Linked DNA regions of Homo sapiens: region 1 is linked to region 2. The links are chromatin loops, found by intact Hi-C in ENCODE. Cell type or tissue: mammary epithelial cell. All regions are shown on one strand. Links, peaks and the distances in the headings refer to the core of each region. The heading gives the core; the rest is flanking DNA. Region 1 overlaps LHFPL7 (LHFPL tetraspan subfamily member 7). Region 2 overlaps KIAA1671.

Region 1 (9,985 bases), core at 1,383-9,382, 230 kb before region 2:
AAAGTTTTCCAGAGCTTATATATTCTAAGTTATATGTCTACATGTAAGTGTGCACTCATCTGAAGATGTAAGTGGACCGGGCGCGGTGGCTCATGCCTGTAATCCCAGCACTTTGGGAGCCTGTGATGAGTGGATCGCCTGAGGTCAGGGGCTCGAGACCAGCCTGGCCAACACGGTGAAACCCCACCCCTACTAAAAATACAAAAAAATTAGCTGGGTGTGGTGGCACATGCCTGTAATCTCAGCTAATCGGGAGGTTGAGGCAGGAGAATCGCTTGAACCCGGGAGGCGGAGGTTGCAGTCAGCTGAGATCACGCCATTGGACTCCAGCCTGGGCAACAAGAGCAAAACTCCATCTCAAAATTAATTAATTAATTAATTAACTTCTTTTAATCTATAACTAAGGTCTGAGTCTTGAAGACCTTCCTCTGGAGCCTCAGTAAATTTACTAATCTAAATGGGTCCAAGTAATGAGATGATTACCCTTATCTTGTCTCCTGCTAAATCACGGGGATTTGGGGGGTTCCTTCAGACCTCTAATAAAGTTGTTTGTGGAGGCCTGGGGAGTTTCTTCAGAACCCCAGTAAAACTTGTTTAATCCTAAAATGGGTAGTGTTAAGAATTCCTTCGTTATTTTGTCATGCTTTGAGGCCCAGGAAAGGCCTAGGCAAAACTCTTGGTGGGCTTTTGTTACATTCCAGCCTTTGTATAAGGTCACTGGCTTTTAACATTAAACTTAAGCACTCGGTCAGTGCTGAAACAGTTGTCATGGAGGCCTGCATTTGGTGAGTCCTGGCGTGCCACAGGAATAGGACTGCTGTGGGCTTAGAAGTTTACTGTGGCTAGAAGGAGAGGCACAGGGGTTGGGTGGGTGACAAGAGCCTGAAGAGAGAGGTTGGAAATGGATTCTAAAGGGTCCCAGGTAACAGTGTAGTTTCCACATCAACGGGATTATTTTCATAAGGGGTGAGAAAGGTCCTTAACTCCTTCTCCCCACCCCAAAATTGGCTCTTTTTTTTTTTTTTTGTCTTTTTTGAGACAGAGTCTCCCTGTGTCTCCCAGGTGGGAGTGCAGCGGTGTGATCTCAGCTCACTGCAACCTCCGCCTCCCGTGTTCAAGCAATTCTCCTGCCTCAGCCTCCTGAGTAGCTGGGACTACAGGCATGCACCACCACGCCCAGCTAATTTTTGTATTTTTAGTAGAGATGGGGTTTCACCATATTGGCCAGAGTGGTCTCGAACTCCCGACCTTATGATCCACCCGTCTCAGCCTCCCAAAGTGCTGGGATTACAAGTGTGAGCCACCGCTCCCAGCCTATTGGCTCAAAATCTTATACATAATAGGCAGTCACTAAATATTTGATGAGAAAATAAATAATTTTCAAATTATCTAAAACAAGGAAGAATTATAAAAAGAGAAGGGAGAGAGAATATGCGCATGCCAATTAAACAATTTAGTTTTTGAGTGACAACCATGAACTCAGAATTAGCCTGGGCAGTTTTCTTAAAGATGTTGACTTCTCAGCACAGTCCTTGAGGTAAGGATTGTAATAATAGTAGCCAATATTTATTGAACGCTATGTGCCAGACATGGTGCAAAGTGCTTTATTTACACAGAGCATCTCCAGTGAATTCTCAGAACAACCTTATGAGGTAGGTATGATTTCAACTTTCATTTTCCAGAAGAAAAAACTGTTCCAGAGAGGTAAAGTGGCTTGCCTGAAGTCACACAGCAAGAAGGAGCAGAGATGGGATTTGAAGTTGGCTACATGATGATTTCATAAAACTCTGGAGTGTGCCCTTTGTGCTACTCCCAGGAGATTTTTATTTGTTCATTTCTGGCACAAAGATGATTCTCTCGGTGGCACTGGAGAAGATGATGGTCCTCCCTTGGACCTTGGTTGTGTGGGGCCAGCTGATGATGGGCAGGAGGCTGGCCAGGACTGCATTGAGGATAGCAGTCATGTAACCCCAACCCAGCCGGCACTTCCCACCATAATACATGGAGGAGGCTTCGCACACTTCCTTGATGAATGGGGAGGCAAGGCCGATTGGGAAAATCAGCAGACCCACAATCATGGCAGTAGCTGGAGATAGCAGGAAGGAAAGACAATGTGTTGGCCAAGGGGTACCTCACTAACTTTCCATCCCACGACTCATCCACCCTTTATCCACCCATCCATCTATCCACCCACTCATTCATTCATTTGCTTATTTATTGGCTCATCTCTCCTTTTGTCTACCCACTCATTCAACTACGCTTCCAACTATCTGTCCCTTCACTAACCCATCCATTCAAACATACTCTTACCCACTTATTTTCTCTATCCTATCTACATATCCATTCACACATCCATCCTTCTGTCCATCTTCCTACTTAACCACCTGCCTGCCACCCATCCATCTGCTCACCCATCATCCACCCTCATCTTCCATTCATCCATCCAGTATACCCATTTTCCTCATCCATCCACTAAAATATCCACCCATTCATTCATTGTTCATCCATCCACTTAACAACCCACTCATTTTTGCAATTCCCTAACCCACCCATCCATCCATTCACTTATTTATTGGCTCATGTCTCCTTTTATCCACCTACTCACTCACTCAACTACACTTCCACCCTTCTGTCCATCTGCTCATCCATCCACTCAGCCATGTTCATCTCCACTTATTCTCTCCATCCCTCTGTCCACCTATTTATTCACTCATCCATTCATCTGTCCATCTGCCTACTTAGCCACTTGCCTCCCACCAATCCATCCATCCACCCATCTCTCATCCTACATCCATCCAACTATATTCCATTCTATCAATTTTTCCTATCCTTGCATCCATCCATTCATCCATCCACCAGTCCATCCATCCATCTATCCATTCATCCATCTACCAATGTATCCATCTATTCATCCAACAGTTCATTCATCCACTTATCAACACACTCATTCATCCATTCACTAGCTCACCCATGCAGTCACGTGTTCATTCATCAAAACTGTTAGAGGTGCTGCAGTGGGCATTAATGATACTAATGAAATGACTGGACACCTTCTTGCTTCCAAGGCACTCATAAAAGAAATCAGAAGATCCCCTGGCCTCCCTTGCTGCTCTCCAGCCACCCTTGTCTACTTTCAGTTCCCTGCACATGCCTTGCTCCCTTTTTTCCATGCCTTTATTCTTCAGGTTCCCATTACCAGAAATGCCCTTGTACTCTTGGCTAACTTCTACTCATCCTTCCAGACTTGGCTCAGGTGGGACCTCCTCCAAGAAGCTTGCCTTAACCCATGCATACACTGGGCCCATCCATGCACTGGGTCAGGTGTTTCCTGGAGTTTTTTCTAGCATCCTTTGCTCATCCCCACCATGTGAAATATCCACTGACTGATGCCCTCCAACCCCCGCCCCCCCCGCCGCCCAACAAACTAGACACTGCAAGCAAGCCTAGGACAAGGATCATGTCTCCATCAATTGACTCAGCAAATGTTTATTGGGCACCTATTATGTATGAAGCACTGTGCTAGGGGCTGGTGATAACCAGGCAGACAGACATGTCCTTCTCCTCATGGAGCTGATGTTCTTTGGAGAAAGAGGGACAATAATCAAGTAGGCAGATTAGATATTTCAGGTAAGTATGTGCTATGAAAAATATAAAGCAAAGTAAGAAGATGGAGAATCTAAGGAGAGGGAAGATCCCTTAGCTAGAAGTCATGGAAGACCTCATGGAGGCAGTGATATCTGAGCAGAGCCCGTAATGAAGTGAGTAGCAAGACCTGTGAAAATCTGGGGAAAGAGGAGTCCAGCAGAGGGAGCAAGCATGGTGTATATGAGCAACAGATTGCAAATCAGAATAGCCAGAGCACACTGAGCCTGGCAGAGGAAGGAAGAGATGAGGTTGGTGAGGGACTGGGGACTGGGTTAGGTGGAGCCTCATAGGCTACGGTAAGAAGTTCAGATTTTACTCTGAGTATGATGGGAAGTGATTGGAGGGTGGATAAGCCAGTCTGAGTGGCATGATCTGATGTCAGGTTAACAGGACTCGTTTGTCCAGTATGTGGCCAAATAGACACTAAGGGGGAGCAGTGACAGCAGTGAGACCTGTGAGGTGCTTATTGCTGTAATCCAGGCAAGAGATGGTGGAGCATTAATTGAATGAGGATTGCAATGAAGACCTGGCTAGTATATTCAAAAGCTATGTATAAATTACAGAAAAGTGACCCTTCTCAAGAGATGCAGTCTTGCAGGTTCACAGTTTAGCAAGTGAAGTATGGACTAGATTTCAGCATCTTCTCAGTTCTCAGCTGGGCATGCTTGCACAGTGCACAACATCCCCAACTGTGTATGGTGGCCCTGGTAAGGATGACATGAAGTGGATGGATGAGCGAGAAACAAAGGGGGACAGATTATTAGGACTGGGTCAGCTAAGAGCAGTAATGGGTGACACTAAGGATGCCATCTCTCCCTCCCCCTGATTTCTGGCTTGCCAAAGGACCAGGAATAGTCAACAATCCTAGGGTTTATCTCTGAGGTCTGACCCGAGAGGCCAGGCTCTGCTCACAGACTCATTCATTCATTCATTCATTCATTCATTCCATAAATATGTCTAGAGCACTGACTATGTGCCTGTGCATTGGATTTACCTGCCACTGCCTGCACCCCTGGCATTGGAACACTGCTTCTCCTTGGGCACAGCCCTTTGGGGGCCACAGCCCAAGACAGGAGGAAAATTGCATTGAAGGCCAACAGGAGCCAGCCTCCGAGGAGCATCACAGCTGAGACCTGCAGGGAAGAGACAGGAGGAAAATTGCATTGAAGGCCAACAGGAGCCAGCCTCCGAGGAGCATCACAGCTGAGACCTGCAAGGAAGAGACAGAAGGAAGGGTGTTGGCTGGGACAGGGGCAGGTGGATGCTCCCCTGCTCATTGACCAGCTTCTGAGTCCTCGCAGCATGTGGTTTGTGCTATTATGATCTCCATTTTACATAAAAAGAAACTGTCCAAGAAAATAAATTTTCCAATAAAAGTCCAAGAAACTGAAGTCATTTGCCTCAGAACACATGGGTAATTAAGTGGTAGAGCCAGAATGAAGATCCACATTGACTGACCAGCATATAGTACCTTTATTAAGCACTTGCTACATGCCAGGATCATCAGGAGAGGCACCTGGTAGCTGCTGTTACATCACCCTTATAACAATCAATTTTGAAGGCTGTATATTCTTCCTTAGAGGTGCTGGACTAGGAGTCCTTTCCCATTCTCCCCATTGTTGATTTTGGCAATGTGCATCATAGCTGGGACTTTAACACCTTAGCTTTCATTTTTAAACCTAGCAGTGTTTAGAGGGTGGCCAGGTAAGAGCGTGCAGGTTGTATACTGCACAACTCTCAGAGACACGTTGGGGGCCATCATAGATTTGCAAACTGATTACAGTGACTTTCCAGCAGATGGCAGTAGAGCATCCTAAAGAAGGGGCACCTTTTCCTAATTTGCACGAAGGTGCTACATTGGCCGGCAGCTGCCTTTGGAATCATCCTGCATGTTTGTTAAATTATCAGTAGCCGGACCCCACTCCACGCCTACAGAGACAGGGGCTCCGGGTGGAGCACAGAACTTGGCATCTTTGCAAAGTTGCACAGGTGTTTCTGAAGGGCTGTCAGGTTGAAGAACTTCTATGCTCAGTTCTAAGGAGAGTAATGGCAAATTCGAAGCCACTGGGACACTCAGGCAGTGAGGAAAGCCTCCTCGAATTCCGCTCAGCCAGCTTTCCTGCCTTAATGAGTTTAAACGAGCCCCTGAAGACCCAGTGACTTGGTGAGCCAGCTCTCACCTTCCAGGCAAAGTCAGGAATATCCTCCAGGGAACTGAAGGTCACGCAGCTCTGGTTCCAACTGTTGCCCTGAGGCCAGGAGCAGTAGGTGAGGATGCCAAAGGAGAAGGTCGGGGTCTGGAACCAGGCAGGGGAGATGAGGCTGAAGGCTGAGGTGCAGGTCAGAGAGAGCCCCAGAGCTACCCACACACTGCTCAACATTAGGCAGTATCGCTGACCTAGGGGTCAACAGGGAAGATTACTAATGGAGACTGCAGGGACAAGGAGAGAAAGGGGCTGGCCGAGGTGCTCCCTAGCCAGGGATCTGGTGTTATGATCAGACCCCAGATCATCAGCCCCCCTTGAGCCTGGAGATGCAAATGGGAGGTACTAATAACTGTGGTCTGGTAGTGGGGGTTACTTTGCCCTAGCAAATTCTAGAAGTACAACCCCCAAGTCCTAGAATAAATGTTAGCCCTGAAAGACCTTTGAACATTTGCCCCTCCACCTTCTTCATGGCACATCATCCTCACTGGTCCATGCAGGGCTCTTCTCATATTCCGTGCATACTTTCATTTGTTCATTTGTTCGTTCGTTCATTCATTTATCGCTTTTTTTTTTTTTTTTTTTTTGAGACAGATTATTGCTCTGTCGCCCAGGCTGGAGTGCAGTGGTGCGATCTCGGCTCACTGCAAGCTCCGCCTCCCGGGGTCACGCCATTCTCCTGCCTCAGCCTCCGGAGTAGCTGGGACTACAGGCGCCCGCCACCGCGCCCGGCTAATTTTTTGTATTTTTAGTAGAGACGGGTTCCACCGTGTTAGCCAGGATGATCTCGATCTCCTGACCTTGTGATCCGCCTGCCTCGGCCTCCCAAAGTGCTGGGATTACAGGCGTGAGCCACCGCGCACGGCCTATTTATCCATTCTTCCATGGAGCCTCCTCTGTTCTAAAGGGCTGCTTCTACCCAGTCGGGGCACCTTTTAAAAATTCACACACATAGCCGGGCGCGGTGGCTCACGCCTGTAATCCCAGCACTTTGGGAGGCCGAGGCGGGTGGATCACGAGGTCAGGAGATCGAGAACATCCTGGCTAACACGGTGAAACTCCGTCTCTACTAAAAATACAAAAAAAAATTAGCCGGGCGTGGGAGCGGGCGCCTGTAGTCCCAGCTACTTGGGAGGCTGAGGCAGGAGAATGGCGTGAACCCGGGAGGCGGAGCTTGCAGTGAGCCGAGATCGCACCACTGCACTCCAGCCTGGGCGACAGAGCGAGACTCCGTCTCAAAAAAAAAAAAATAATAATAATTCACACACATATGCCCGCCCTTCCTTCCTTCCTTCCTTCCTTCCTTCCTTCCTTCCCTCCTTCCTTCTCTCTCCCTCCCTCCTTCCCTCCTTCCCTTTCTTTCCTTCCTTCCTTGCTTCCTTCCTTCCTTCCCTCCCTCCCTCCCTCCTTCCTTCCTTCCCTCTCTCTCTCTTTCTTTCTTTCAGAGAAAAAAGGTTGGAGTGCAGTGCATGATCATAGCTCACTGCCACCTCAAACTCCTGGGTTCAAGCGATCCTCCCACCTGCTGAGTAGCTGGGACTACTGGGGCAGCTAATTTTTATTTATTTTTATTTTTTTGCAGAGACGTTCCATCACATGTGGCTAATTAGAAACCTTTTTTCTTTTCTGTGGAAACAAGGTCTCCCTATATTGGCCAGGCTGGCCTCAAGGAACACAGATGCTGTTTATAGCAGCCACTTTGTTTTTTTTTTATTTTAATTATTTAATGTATGTCATTTTGTGTGGAGTTAGGTTTGCAAAATTGGTGTGGTGCTGTATGCGTGCATTTCTCATTGCTGCAGATGGTATTATCTTTTTTTTTTTTTGAAACAGAGTCTTGCTGTGTGTCGGCCAGGCTGGAATGCAGTGGTGCCATGTCGGCTCATTGCAACCTCTGCCTCCCAGATTCAAACAGTTCCCCTGCCTCAGCCTCCCGAGTAGCTGGGACTACAGGCACATGCCACCACACCTGGCTAATTTTTGTATTTTTAGTAGAGATGGGGTTTCACCATGTTGGCCAGGCTAGCATTACGTATTGCATTCTGCGTCTTACTTTTGGACTGAAACACCATGGATGTCTTGGTTTGGGTTCCCTTGAAGCAGATCCCAAGGGCCTCATCTCCTAATATCATCACCTTGGGGGTTAGGGTTTCAACATATAAATTTTGGGTGGACACAAATATTCAGTCCATAGCAAGACTCTAGTGAGAATCTGTGAATGTGGTTTGATTTTGCGTATATTTGTTTTTTTTTTTTTTTTTGGCATGATACTGCTTTTCCAATGGAAATTCAAATTTTTTTGTTTGTTTGTTTGTTCATTTGTTTTGTTTTGAGACGGAGTCTTGCTCTGTCTCCAGGCTGGAGTACAGTGGCGCGATCTCAGCTCACGTAACCTCCGACTCCCTGGTTCAAGCGATTCTCCTGCCTCAGCCTGAGTAGCTGGGATTACAGGCACAAGCCATCACGCCCAGCTAATTTTTGTATTTTCAGTAGAGATGGGGTTTCACCATGTTGGCCAGGATGGTCTCCATCTCCTGACCTCGTGATCCGCACGCCTCGGACTCCTAAAGTGCTGGGATTACACGCGTGAGCCACTGCACCTGGCCGAAATTCAAATGTATTTTATTTATTTATTTATTTATTTATTTATTTATTGAGATGGAGTCTCACTCTGTCACCCAGGCTGGAGTGCAGTGGCACGATCTCCATTCACTGCAAGCTCTGCTTCCCGGGTTCATGCCGTTCTCCTGCCTCAGCCTCCCGAGTAGCTGGGACATAGGCGCCCGCCACCATGCCCGGCTAATTTTTTGTATTTTTAGTAGAGACGGGGTTTCACCCCGTTAGCCAGGATGGTCTCGATCTCCTGACCTTGTGATCCACCCGCCTCGGCCTCCCAAAGTGCTGGGATTACAGGTGTGAGCCACCGCGCCCGGCCTCAAATGTATTTTAATATAAAAGTAAGTCAATGTAGAGTCAAGTCTTACTTTAATAATAGTCATGGTTTCACGGCATGGCTGAGACTGGAAGGTGATTTGCTAACAAATAGCCAATCCTGCCATTGATGGCCAGAAAGGAAGCCCAGAAGGGTGAGCCTGCCCAAGGGCACTCAAGGTCAAAAGCAGCTGAGCTGCCAACCAGGCCAAGGGCACTTAGCCAGCTTTGCCAGGCACCTGCGGCACAACCTTGGGTTTCACTTTGGCCATCTAAGCCCAGCCACCCACTAAACATGGCAGGAATTCTGGGGTTAGAGGCCAACCAACCACTCCACCATATCCCTGGTGCGGGACCTGGGGCAAGTGGCTCTAGGCCCATTGCTCTAGGCCTCAGTTTCTCCATCTGTACAAGAAGATTATGAATCCCTTAGTCTGGACTAGGGGCAGACAGTGTTGGGATCAGTCAATGGGCAGGGTGATATGATGGAAAAAGGCAGAGAAGCCCAGATCCTCCCCTTCCCATCTATAGGAGTTTGGGGAGATGGCCTCACCTCTCTGGAAAATGGGAGTGAGGGTTGTTGTGAAGCTTCAAGGGGATAAAGTGTGTGTGTGTGTGTGTGTGTGTGTGTGTGTGTGTGTGTGTGTGTTGCTGGGGGAGGGGCAGAGATAAACCTGGGCAGGTATATCTGGGTCAAGTTGCACGGGCTTTTTACCCCGAGATGAGAAAAACCTCGTGGCTGCTCGCCAGCAAGTGGAATATCCTCCCTTGAGTGAGAGGGGACAGTATTTTTATGGGGTTTTTTTGGTGGTGGTGGTGGTGTTTTCCCTACACCAAAATCAGCCTCTCCTTTGGGTTGGCAAGATAGTGAGGGGTGTAATTCCAGCCAGGAAGCCTGGGAGAGCTGAATCCACCTAGGCCTATGATTGTGCCTCTCTCTGGCTGCGCCAGTGGCTGTCCAGGCGTTTCTCACCTTGAAAGGAGTTTTGTTCTCCAGATAATGCTCAATGTCACCTGGGAAAATCACGTCAACCGTCCAGGTGCCCAGAAACCTAAATGAGGCATTATAACCCGAAACCACATCCGGCCAGGCTGCAATTGGCTGGAATCCACCTAAGGAGAGCTTGAAAGGGACTGAATATTTTCTCCTCTGGCTCAGTGCTTAACTTTTAATAGCAGTCAACAATTTCTGGGCACTCACCAGG
Region 2 (9,985 bases), core at 929-8,928:
GGAATGAGCCAAACCCTTTACACTGACAGTTCACGCAGAACGTTTTGTAAACACTGGACATTAGCCAGCAGTCAGAGGTTAGCCATCAAGCTGCAGAGAGCTGCTGAGACCTCCAGTCCCAGACCATTGATCACCAACAGAGTAAACTGAGGCACAGAGAAGGGCAGGGCCTTGCTTGAGGTCATCTAGGGAGTGGAGCCGGAGCTGAGGATGGCACCTGTGCTCATGACAACGGGTCAGGAGGTACAGCTCAGCCACATGCACACAGGTGCACACGGGTGTGCCCCTGTGGGTGGAGCCACAGAGCCGCAGCCCAGGTGGGCCCATCCAGCCCCCTCATTCAGAGGCTTGGGCACCCCTCCACCTCCCTGTTACTCTTGCCCTGTGTCTCTCTGCGCCCGTCTCCGTGCTTCTCAGTCTTGGGCTTGCTCTTTCGGTTCGGTCTTGCTCCCATCTCTGTCCTTGCTGCTTCTCTATCTGCCTCTGACTGCCTGTCTCTGTCTCCCTCTCCTCTTCTGCTCTCCCTCCTCCACACCAGGCTTGCACCAACCCCAGAGATGACCGCAAGGCCTTCCTGCCCCACTGAGTAGTGTCCACAGCATGTCCTGAGTAGCCTGCAGCCAGGAGATCAGCCCAGACCCTGGACCATCCCCCTGCCTCAGCCACCACATCCAGCCACACCTGACTACACCTGGCCACACCTGGCCCAGCCAGGCCACACCTACATTGTTGTCCTTGGAGCCCACTGAGGGGGAGTCAGTGGCTGCTGTCCCACAACTTTCCCTAAGAAGTGCCATTCCTCCCCTGACATAGAGCTGGGGATGGGGCAAGACTTGGCTTGTGCTGTAACCAGAGGTGACACAGTGGTCTGCCCGGAAGCCCATCATACATCCTGACTTCTCTCTCAGCTGGGACCCAAGTCCATGGGAGGGGATGTTGTGCAGGTTTTTGCTGGCAGCTTTGAGAGAGGGTCCTGAGGGGTCTGCCCAGCCTCATATCCCATCTAGTTCCTTCTAGTCTGACCCCCTTCCTTCCCCTTCCCTTCCCTCCTCACCTCTCCCTTCTTCTCCCATCCCTTTCTTCTGTTTCTCCCTTCCTAACTTTCCTTCTCCTTCTTTCTTCCCTCCTTCCCTCCTTCCTATTTACTGAGCACTTACTATGTGCCAGGTACTGTAACTAAGCACTGAGAATTGTGACAAAAAACAGCGACCCCCTTGGAGACTGCATGTGCTGGGAGGGACACACATTCAACGAGTCATACAAATAGTTTCAGTACCACCAACTGAGGCCAGGGCTCTGATGGGGAGGATGCCCACGTAGACCACTGGGGATCAGGAAAGCCCCTAAGAGGAGCTGACATCAGTGTGCCATCTGAAGGATGAGTGGGCCTGGGCCCGTGGAGGCAGCATCCTAGGCAGAGCCAACAGCTCAGACAGGGGCCTGTGGCACGATGGTGCCTTGTGTGTGTGAGGATCGCGTGGCCAAATCAGAACAGATGAGGAAAGAGGGTGAGATAAGGGCACCAGGAGTGAGTGCCGGTCAAGTGGGACCCACAGGGCCCAGTGAGGACCCCGGCTTTATCTTCAGAGTGCTGGAAGGGAGCTGCTGGAGGGATGGGAGCACGTGTGCCGAGGCCTTGCTGGACCTTCTGAAAAGACGGTCCTGACAGCTGGGCGTGCAGGGTGGATGTGGGACAGACTGGGGGACTTGGCCAATCCTTGGTCTCCAGCCCCTCCCCTTCTCCTTTTCCTGGGCCCAACTGAGACCACACCTGTGGATGCACTTCGGGATGGCCTGTGGTGACCAGAGCACTGGCCAGGGAGTCAGGACACTGGGTTTCAGGCCTGGCTGGGCATGCCTCCCACTGCTTGGTCCTTAGTTTTCCCCTCTATAAAATGGTTATTGAGGACCCAGGAAAGCTCTCAGTGTCAAGCCAGAGCCAGGAGAATGTGCTGTCTTTGGATGTCTTTGGGTGCCAGGCAAACTCAGGTTCAAATCCCAGCTCCACCCCTTCCAAACCATGTGACCTTGGGCATGCCAGATCGACTCCCTGGGCCTCAGTCTCCTCCTCTGTGAAATGGGTTCCTCATGGTTCCTACTTTATAGGCTTCTTGGGAGCTTTCCATGGCATAATGATTGGCACATTGTCAGCGCTCAGGAGTGTCAGCCCCTGCCATTATTGTTACTCTTATTGCTTGGCCATGGTACTGGTCTGGCCTGGACACAGGATGAGAAGCTGCCTGGGCCCACAGGGGCACTGGGACAGAGCGTGTGTCCCCCACGCTGGCCTGGGCCCCATGACCACAGTGCTCCCTGCACAGCTGGGGGTATAGAATTGCAGAGGGGATTGGGACACACTTCTGGAATCTCTCAGAACTGCTCTGTCAGCTGTGTGCCACCGAGCACTGCCCTGACTCAGGGTTCTTTCTTAGGCGGATGTGTCAAACACCCCAAAATACATGCAGGTGTAATATTTTCTCTTTTTCCCATCCCCTGTGTAACTATGTCACCTTTTCTATTTAAGAAACTCATGGTTACTCACTGCAAAAATATTATTCTCAGAAACATATTTCTCCAACAAATGTTTATTCCACAACTACTAGAGGTGAGGTGTTGTTCTAAGTGCTGGGGTACTGTGATGAATGAAAGAGCCTCTATAGATCAGAGATCAGCAAACTACTGCCTGAAAGCAAAATCTAGCCGGCTACTTCTTTTGTAAATAAAGTTTTATTGGGACACAGCCATGCACACTCATTTAGCTATGAGTCTTGTGCTGCCTTTGCATTAACAACAGCAGAATTGAGTAACTGGAACAGAGACCATCATGACCCACAAAGCCCAAAATATTTACTATCTAGCCCTTTATAGAAAAAGTTTGCTAAACTCTGGTGTAGATTGACTAAGAGCCTGTTTCTGATTGGTACTTAACTTATGATGTGTACATATACTCCCATTTATGTGTTTGTTTTCACAAAACTGGTGTCACAACACACATTGTTTTGTTACCTTAAAAAAATTTTTTTTGGCCTGGCATGGTGGCTCAGGCCTATAATCCCAGCACTTTGGGAGGCAGAGGCAGGTAGATCGCTTGAGCCCAGGAATTCAAGACCAGCCTGGGCAACACGGTGAAACCTTGTCTCTACAAAAAATACAAAAATTAGCCAGGCATGGTGGCACATGCCTGTAGTCCCAGCTACTCAGGAGGCTAAGATGGGAGGATCACTTAAGCCTGAGGAGTCGAGGCTGCAGTGAGCCGTTGACAGTGTCACTGCACTCCAGCCTGGGTGATAGAGTGAGACATTGCCTCAAATTTTTTTTTTTTTTTTTTTTTTTTTTTTTTTTTACATTTTCTAGTTTATGGCAGACATCTTTCTGTGACAGTAAATATTACTTCTGGACATTATTTTCCTTGGCTGTATTTTTTTTTTTTTTTTTTTTGAGATGGAGTCTCACACTGTCACCCAGGCTGGAGTGCAGTGGTGCGATCTCTGCTCATTGCAACCTCCGCTACCCGGGTTCAAGTGATTCTCTTACCTCAGCCTCCAAAGTAGCTGGGACTACAGGTGCACGCCACCACGCCCAGCTAATTTTTATATTTTTAGTAGAGATGGGGTTTCACAATGTTGGCTGGGATGGTCTCGATCTCTTGACCTTGTGATGCCCACCTCGGCCTCCCAAAGTGCTGGGATTACAGGCATGAGCCACCACGCCCGGCCATTCCTTGGCTGTATTTATCCATTGCATGGATATTGTATTTCACCGTCTCCTGCCTTATTGAACATTTAGGTTGTCTCTCGTATTTTGCAATAATAACTAATCCTGCAGGGCGGTGTCCATGTTCATAGATCTTGGCAGGTATCTCTGATGGTTTCCTTGAGATAAATTTCTGGAGCAAAAGTTACTGAATTAAGGCTATGCAGATTTTAAATTTGGGGACATATATTATGGGTTGTTTTAATATAGCCTTTAGGGGGTACATGTTACCCTGTCTCCCCAAAGCTGTCCACTGAGGCACTTGTCTTTGCCTGCAAGACAAGGGCCCAGAGTTCTCACCTTCCAGTGGCTTTGGGGCTTGGCAAGCCAGTCCAGGCAAGTGGTTTTTAAACCTGCCAAGTCTTGAGGTTTTTCAGAGCATTGTAACCTACATCTCTTTCTGAGAGCCTCCTGATGCATCATAGAAAAGGTGGGGCAGGTAGAATGTTGGTGGCAGGAAGGAGCACTGGGAAAGGAGCCCAGAGCCTGGGTTCCAGTCTCCCCAGCTCCGCTTCCCACTCACCAGGAGAACTAAGAGCCCCATAGCTGTTCCTGCTTCTGGGCTTCCATTTTCTCATCTGAAAAGGAAGGGCCGACTGAATGGACTCAGGGGGTCCGTCCAGGTGTACATTACAGTATTCAGTCAACCTCATTTGACATACGACCAAACCAAGGTAGAGATTGGAGACTTGGATAAATGGAGACCAATTCAGGCAGAGCTCTCTGCCTGCCTTTTAATTCATCATGTGTATTTTCAGAGTATCTTGTATATTATCCACCTGCCTGCAGTCACTAAGGTGTTTTTTACAGCAGCCTGTGAAGCAAAAGAGTTGGAAGAATATCCTGCCTTAAAGCTAATAAAACAACCTGACTTGTAGAAAGTGAGTTGCAGGGGCCCGGTATGGTGGCTCATGCCTGTAATCCCAGCACTTTGGGAGGCCAAGGCAGGCGGATCATGAGGTCAGGAGTTCAAGACCAGCCTGGGCAACATGGTGAAACCCCCTCTCTACTAAAAATACAAAAATTAGCTGGGCCTGGTGGCACGCACCTGTAGTCCCAGCTATTCGGGAGGCTGAGGCAGGAGAATCACTTGAATCCAGGAGGTGGAGCTTGCAGTGAGCCGAGATTGTCCTATTACACTCCAGCCTGGGCAACAGAGTGAGACTGTCTCGGGAAAAAAAAAAAAAGAGAGAGAGTTGCAGGCGTGTGTGTGTGTGTGTGTGTGTGTGTGTGTGTGTGTGTGTGTGTCTGTGGTTGATTTTGAGGCCTCGTAGCTCTGGGGCTAAGCTCAAGTGTTGATTTGAAGTCCCGCCAAGTTCTGGTAGAATGATGAGGCATGAATAACTTGTAATGCACAAGGTTACCAGGATACTAACTAGAGAAAGTGCTGATTAACAGCTTGCTTTCTTAAACTGCATTTACAAGATGAATTCCCTTAGGTAACCCTAGCCCCTGCATGACTCCAAATTTGACAGTCTGTGTTAAAGAGCAGAGAATGCAGTTATATTCACCATAACCTGCTTTGATTGAACATTGAGACACAGAGAAGTAGCTCGTCCAAGGTCACATAGCTACTATGTGGTGGTCTCTGGATTCAAGTCCAGGTGTTCTGGCTCTGGAAGCAGTGTTTGTTCAGGGAAGACTGCTGAGAAACTGGTAAATGATAATTATTATACTGTGGAAAGTTCTACAGCAGTGCTGTACACTACAGCTTTCTACAGTGATAGAAATGTATTCTCCATGCTGTTCAGCATGGTGGGTGGCTGTGGAGCTCTTGAAATATGGCTAGTGCCACAGGGGAACTGAATTCTTAGTATTAGTTAATGTCAATTTAAATTAAATTCAAATAGTCATAAGTGGCTAGTGGCTACTGTATCAGATGGCACAGATGTAGAGACCTGAGGTCTAGGGGACAATGGGAGCCTGGGGCCTCCTGAGCCAGCCCTCAGGGTAGGACGGTGGGAAAGTTCTGGGAAGGCTTCCTGGCCATCAAAGTTGAAATCTGAATGGTAACTTGGAGGTGGTGGCTGCTCCACCAGGCCTGGAGGTGAGAGGGAGGAATGTGAGGGGAGGGAAATGGGGCTGGAGGAGCCAGTGGGAGGGACTGGGGGGTGAGAGGAGGGGTATGGGAGGAGGGAAGCAACACTGAAGGAGCTGCTGAGCCCACCAGGCCCCGCACCCATGCAGGTCCCGCAGGCCGTAACCCTTTCCCTAACCCCAGCCCTTACCCGGAGGGACGTGGGGGGCTGTGGAAGGGCTTTGAGCAGGGACCTATTCAGTTTTGGAAAGTAGAATGAGAAGCACATACAGGGCGAAGGATGCCAGGGGAGGTCCCTCGGAAGCTGCCGCCGTGGGTGAACAGATAGCTGGTCATAGCTGGAAGGAATGTTGTTCGAGAAAGAGACTTTGAAGGACTGAGGATCGATGCAGTATGGCAGTGAAGGAGAGAGAGGAGGGAGCAGCGCTGGCCTCAGGACCCTCAGTCTGGCATTAGGCGGTGGAGGGAGAAAACCCATCCATCCCTGACTCTTGGAGAGTTCAGATCCCTGAACCTGAATCCCAAACCTCTGTGGGGGAGGGCACACAGATGGTTGTATAAAGGGAAGCCACCATGTTTTGGTTGGACACCATTTATCCCCAGGGCCATCCGCAAGAGGTCTGGAAACTGCCCCCCTGCCGCCTGCCCTGGTTTCACCCTCAGCAATGGACTTGACCTTTTGGTTTCTAGGGGGCCCCTGCAAATTCCTTCTTCCATCACTCAGCCCTGAGGGGGATCCCCCTCTCTCAGGGATTTTAAGAACCTTTTGCCAAGGCTCCATTCCCCTGCCTGACTCCAAAGAGGGCCTGAAAATTGCTGTCATCATGACGGTTCCCATCTCCTGGGTACCCATTTATGTGCCAGGCAGTGAGCTTAACACTTTCTGAAGATTATCTGTTGATACCTCAAAACAGTCCTTGTTTTTCCAGTGTGAAAACTGAGGCTTGGATGGGTGGGGTCACTTAGCCAGGCCACACAGCTGGGCAGAGCAGAGACAGCAAGCCCTGCCCTGCGTCCCCACCCTCGCTATAAGCTGTCACTCCTCTGCCTCCCGCTGAGCTTAGCATACACAGGCACAAGCCCAGCATCCACCTTGCAGCCTCGGGACAACAAGCTGCTTGGGACAACGATGTCTTGTCCTCCACCAGAAACAACCCCTAAGTCCCCAGCATCTGGCCTCTGAATCTGACCTCTGAAGGGCATTAAGTTAGGGAATGGCCAGTTCCATCACATCTTTGAAAACAGTAAGGAGCTGGGAGCGGGCTCAGATGACCACTTCTAGCCCTGCGTCCCAGGGAGAATTCTGTCGATGGTGCTGTGCCTCTGAGTATATCAGGTGACCTTGCCTTGCAAGGCAAAAACATAACACTCCCCAGCAGGGCCTGAGTGCATCCCTACAGCGTGCTAACAGCTATCCCTATGTGCTGCCCGTAGGCTTGGAAGTTAGGCAGCCTCTTCCAAAGCTGGCTTGCTCATCTGGATCCCAAAGCCCTTTGACCTGGTGACTCTATACCTAGTAATTTCTCTTACGGGAATAATTGCAGAGATGTGTTGATTTAGCCTCAGGGGTGTTCGTCATATTATTGATTATAGTGGTGAAGAAAATCCTCAGCAACCAAAAGTCCCAGCACTTGGGGACTGGTTAATTGGAAGATGCTGCATCCGAAAAGTGAAATATTCTTCAGCCAGTAAAATGGTGATGTAGGTGAATTGATCCTGAGAAAATTCCGGGCAGGACTATGAGAGAATACTGTCTTTGGGTGATAAGTTCTTTTAAAATGTATTCTTTGTGATTTTCCGTTACTCCTAAATGTTTTACAGTGAGTAAGGTGTTATGTTGTAACTAGAGACAGAAAAGCTTCTACAGACAGTAGAATTAAGAGTGGACAGCAGCTCTTATTTGGGTCTATGAGTGTAGCCATTTAGCAGGGGTGACTGAGGGATTTATTCTGAATTCCCGTCCTTGTATACACCTCATTCACAGTATTCCCACGAACATCATGGGGTACATGAGTATCTCTAAAAGGCAAGAGAAAGAGAATGGAAAGGAGGTGACCATTTATGGGATGTTTCCTGAGTGCTGGGCCCTGTTCTAGGAGCTGTCAAGTTTGCGCCTGTGCCCTGGGGGTGACCATTATTTTCTCACTGAATTCTTGTAACTTCTCTGCAATTCAGAGAGGGAAGCCAGAGCCCTGAGGCCACACAGCAGGCTTTTCCCCAGGTGCCCACTCATTCTGCAGGACCACATGGACCACAAGTGCTGTCTCGGCTCAGTGTGGTTCCAGAGAACCTGAGAAGAGGCTGGCTCCCCTGCCTGGGAAGAAGATAAACTGCTGAGGAACAATCAGCCCACCTCCGTTAACTAAGCACCTACTGCGTGCCAGGCAGGCTCCAAGAGGGGAACAGAAACATTGGAGCATCCCAGTCTTAAAGGGCACATCTGATGAGTTGCAGAATCCTAGAGCCTGCGTCTGTGCCGTGACCTCCCACGCCCAGTTCCCCGGTGCCTAGCATGTAGTAGGAGCTCAGTAAATATCTGTTGTGTAATATAAATTATGTGTCACGTTCTGCCTGGTACAATTGATAAGTCATCCAGGGTATACAGTGGTGGCTCACGCCTGGAATCCCAGCACTGCGGGAGGCCGAGGTGGGCGGATCACCTGAGGCCAGGAGTTCGTGACCAGCCTGGGCAATGTGGTGAAACCCTGTCTCCACTAAAAATACAAACAAATTAGCCAGGCATGGTGGTGTGTGCCTGTAATCCCAGCTACTAAGGAGGCTGAGGCAAGAAAATCACTTGAACCTGGGAGGCGGAGGTTGCGGTGAGCCAAGATTGCACCACTGCACTCCAGCCTGGGAGACAGGGTGGGACTCCATCTAGGGAAAAAAAAAAAAGTTTAGGGAGGAGATATCACCATGGGTTGCAATAGCTTTGTTTAAGAAGGATGGATAGGGAGGTGGAATGATACAAACAAGGCTGCAGAGGCCAGGAGTGTGTGAGGCTTGTGTGGGTATGGTATGTAGTAAGCCAAAGAGTGTGGGATAGAGAGTTTGTTTGGAGCAAGGGTAGGGGATGGGATCAGACAGGAAATGTGGGGGCTCACTTTCAAGGGGCCTTGGATTTCTACGTGAGGACAATAGGGAACCCCGGAAGGTTTTTGAGCAGGAGATGATATGAAGCATATTCCAGCAGAATGTGCCTCCTGATCTCAAATGGAACAGAACGTAAGGAGTAAAGATGAGCCCCGTTTGTCTTTCTGGGCCAGTCTTATGCCCTAACCCCCATCTCCAAATTCCTCATCAAAAGACAGTGACTGGGGCTGGGCGTGGTGCCTCACCATGCAATGTAATTGCAATGCTTTGAGAGGCTGAGGCAGGAGGATTTCTTGAGCCCAGGAGATTAAGACCAGCCTGGGCAACATGACGAGACCCCATCTCTACAAAAAAATTTTTTTAAATAGCTGGGTGTGGTAGTGTATACCTATACTCCCAGCTACTTGGGAGTCTCAGGCAGGAGGATTACTTGAGCCCCAGAGGCCAAGGCTGGAGTGAGCTGTGATTGCACCACTGTACTCCAGCCTAGGTGACAGAGTAAGACCTTGTCTCAAAAAAAAAAAAAAAAAAAAAGGTGACTGAGAGCGTCATTCAAAGCTTCAAAGCTCAGGCAGCCAAGGCCGTCTGAGTCATCAGTGTGCCAACGGCCCATCCAAGGATTGGACTTTTGGTTTTGTCTTGAGGGCACCAGCTTCTCCCCACTCAACAAAGCACAAGCCTAAGTGGCAGCCACTTCAGTGGCCACATCACAGGGAATGGGCTTTTAATTTGCGAAGCAGACAAATGAGGGAAGACAGCAGTTCAGTCATTTAATGGGGATTTATGGCCTTTCCACCGTGTGCCAGGCTTGGCCCTGTGGTCAGTTCTGTGCTAATCAGCACCCTTGCTCCCTGCGTGCCCTCTCTGAGTGCCCAGGCCGAGGGCCGAGACCAGCAACAGACCGGGTTGCAACAGCCCAAGGGATTGATGTTGCCTGAAGCGCAGTGGTTTGGACCTGGGGGTTGAATTCCACTTCGCTGGCTGTTTACTGGCTATTTGATTTGGGGCGTGTAATTTCATGTTTTTTGTTTGAGATGGAGTGTCTCTCTGTCGCCCAGGCTGGAGTGGTGCAATCTTGGCTCATTGCAAGCTCCGCCTCCC

What was found. A loop is a pair of places that touch in the nucleus more often than their neighbours do. Peaks named below come from ENCODE experiments on the same cell type or tissue, not always from the same donor. Only the 100,000 strongest peaks of a DNase experiment are listed, where the experiment ranks them.
Region 1: it touches region 2 in a loop (3-fold over the local background); 10 of 110 quality-filtered maps call a loop at or near these places.

The regions. Positions count from the first base shown.
Region 1 is chr22:24,933,510-24,943,494 of GRCh38, forward strand. It overlaps LHFPL7 (LHFPL tetraspan subfamily member 7), which reads right to left. Exons shown (of 4, transcript NM_001388199.1): 2 at 5,826-6,043; 3 at 4,640-4,778; 4 at 1,589-2,086. The coding sequence starts at 6,026. The coding sequence ends at 1,824. Among named protein-coding and RNA genes, the nearest start is that of LHFPL7, 8.2 kb to the right of the region's middle. RefSeq lists a silencer at 3,693-3,987. In mammary epithelial cell, for the core only: CTCF peaks have their summits at 3,812 (motif pointing right) and 5,437 (motif pointing right); no DNase peak of the experiment used is centred there; H3K27ac peaks cover 333 bases.
Region 2 is chr22:25,160,022-25,170,006 of GRCh38, forward strand. The region is part of intron 6 of KIAA1671; the gene reads left to right. Among named protein-coding and RNA genes, the nearest start is that of CRYBB3, 35 kb to the right of the region's middle. RefSeq lists a silencer at 9,121-9,415. In mammary epithelial cell, for the core only: no CTCF peak of the experiment used is centred there; a DNase peak (open chromatin) is centred at 5,060.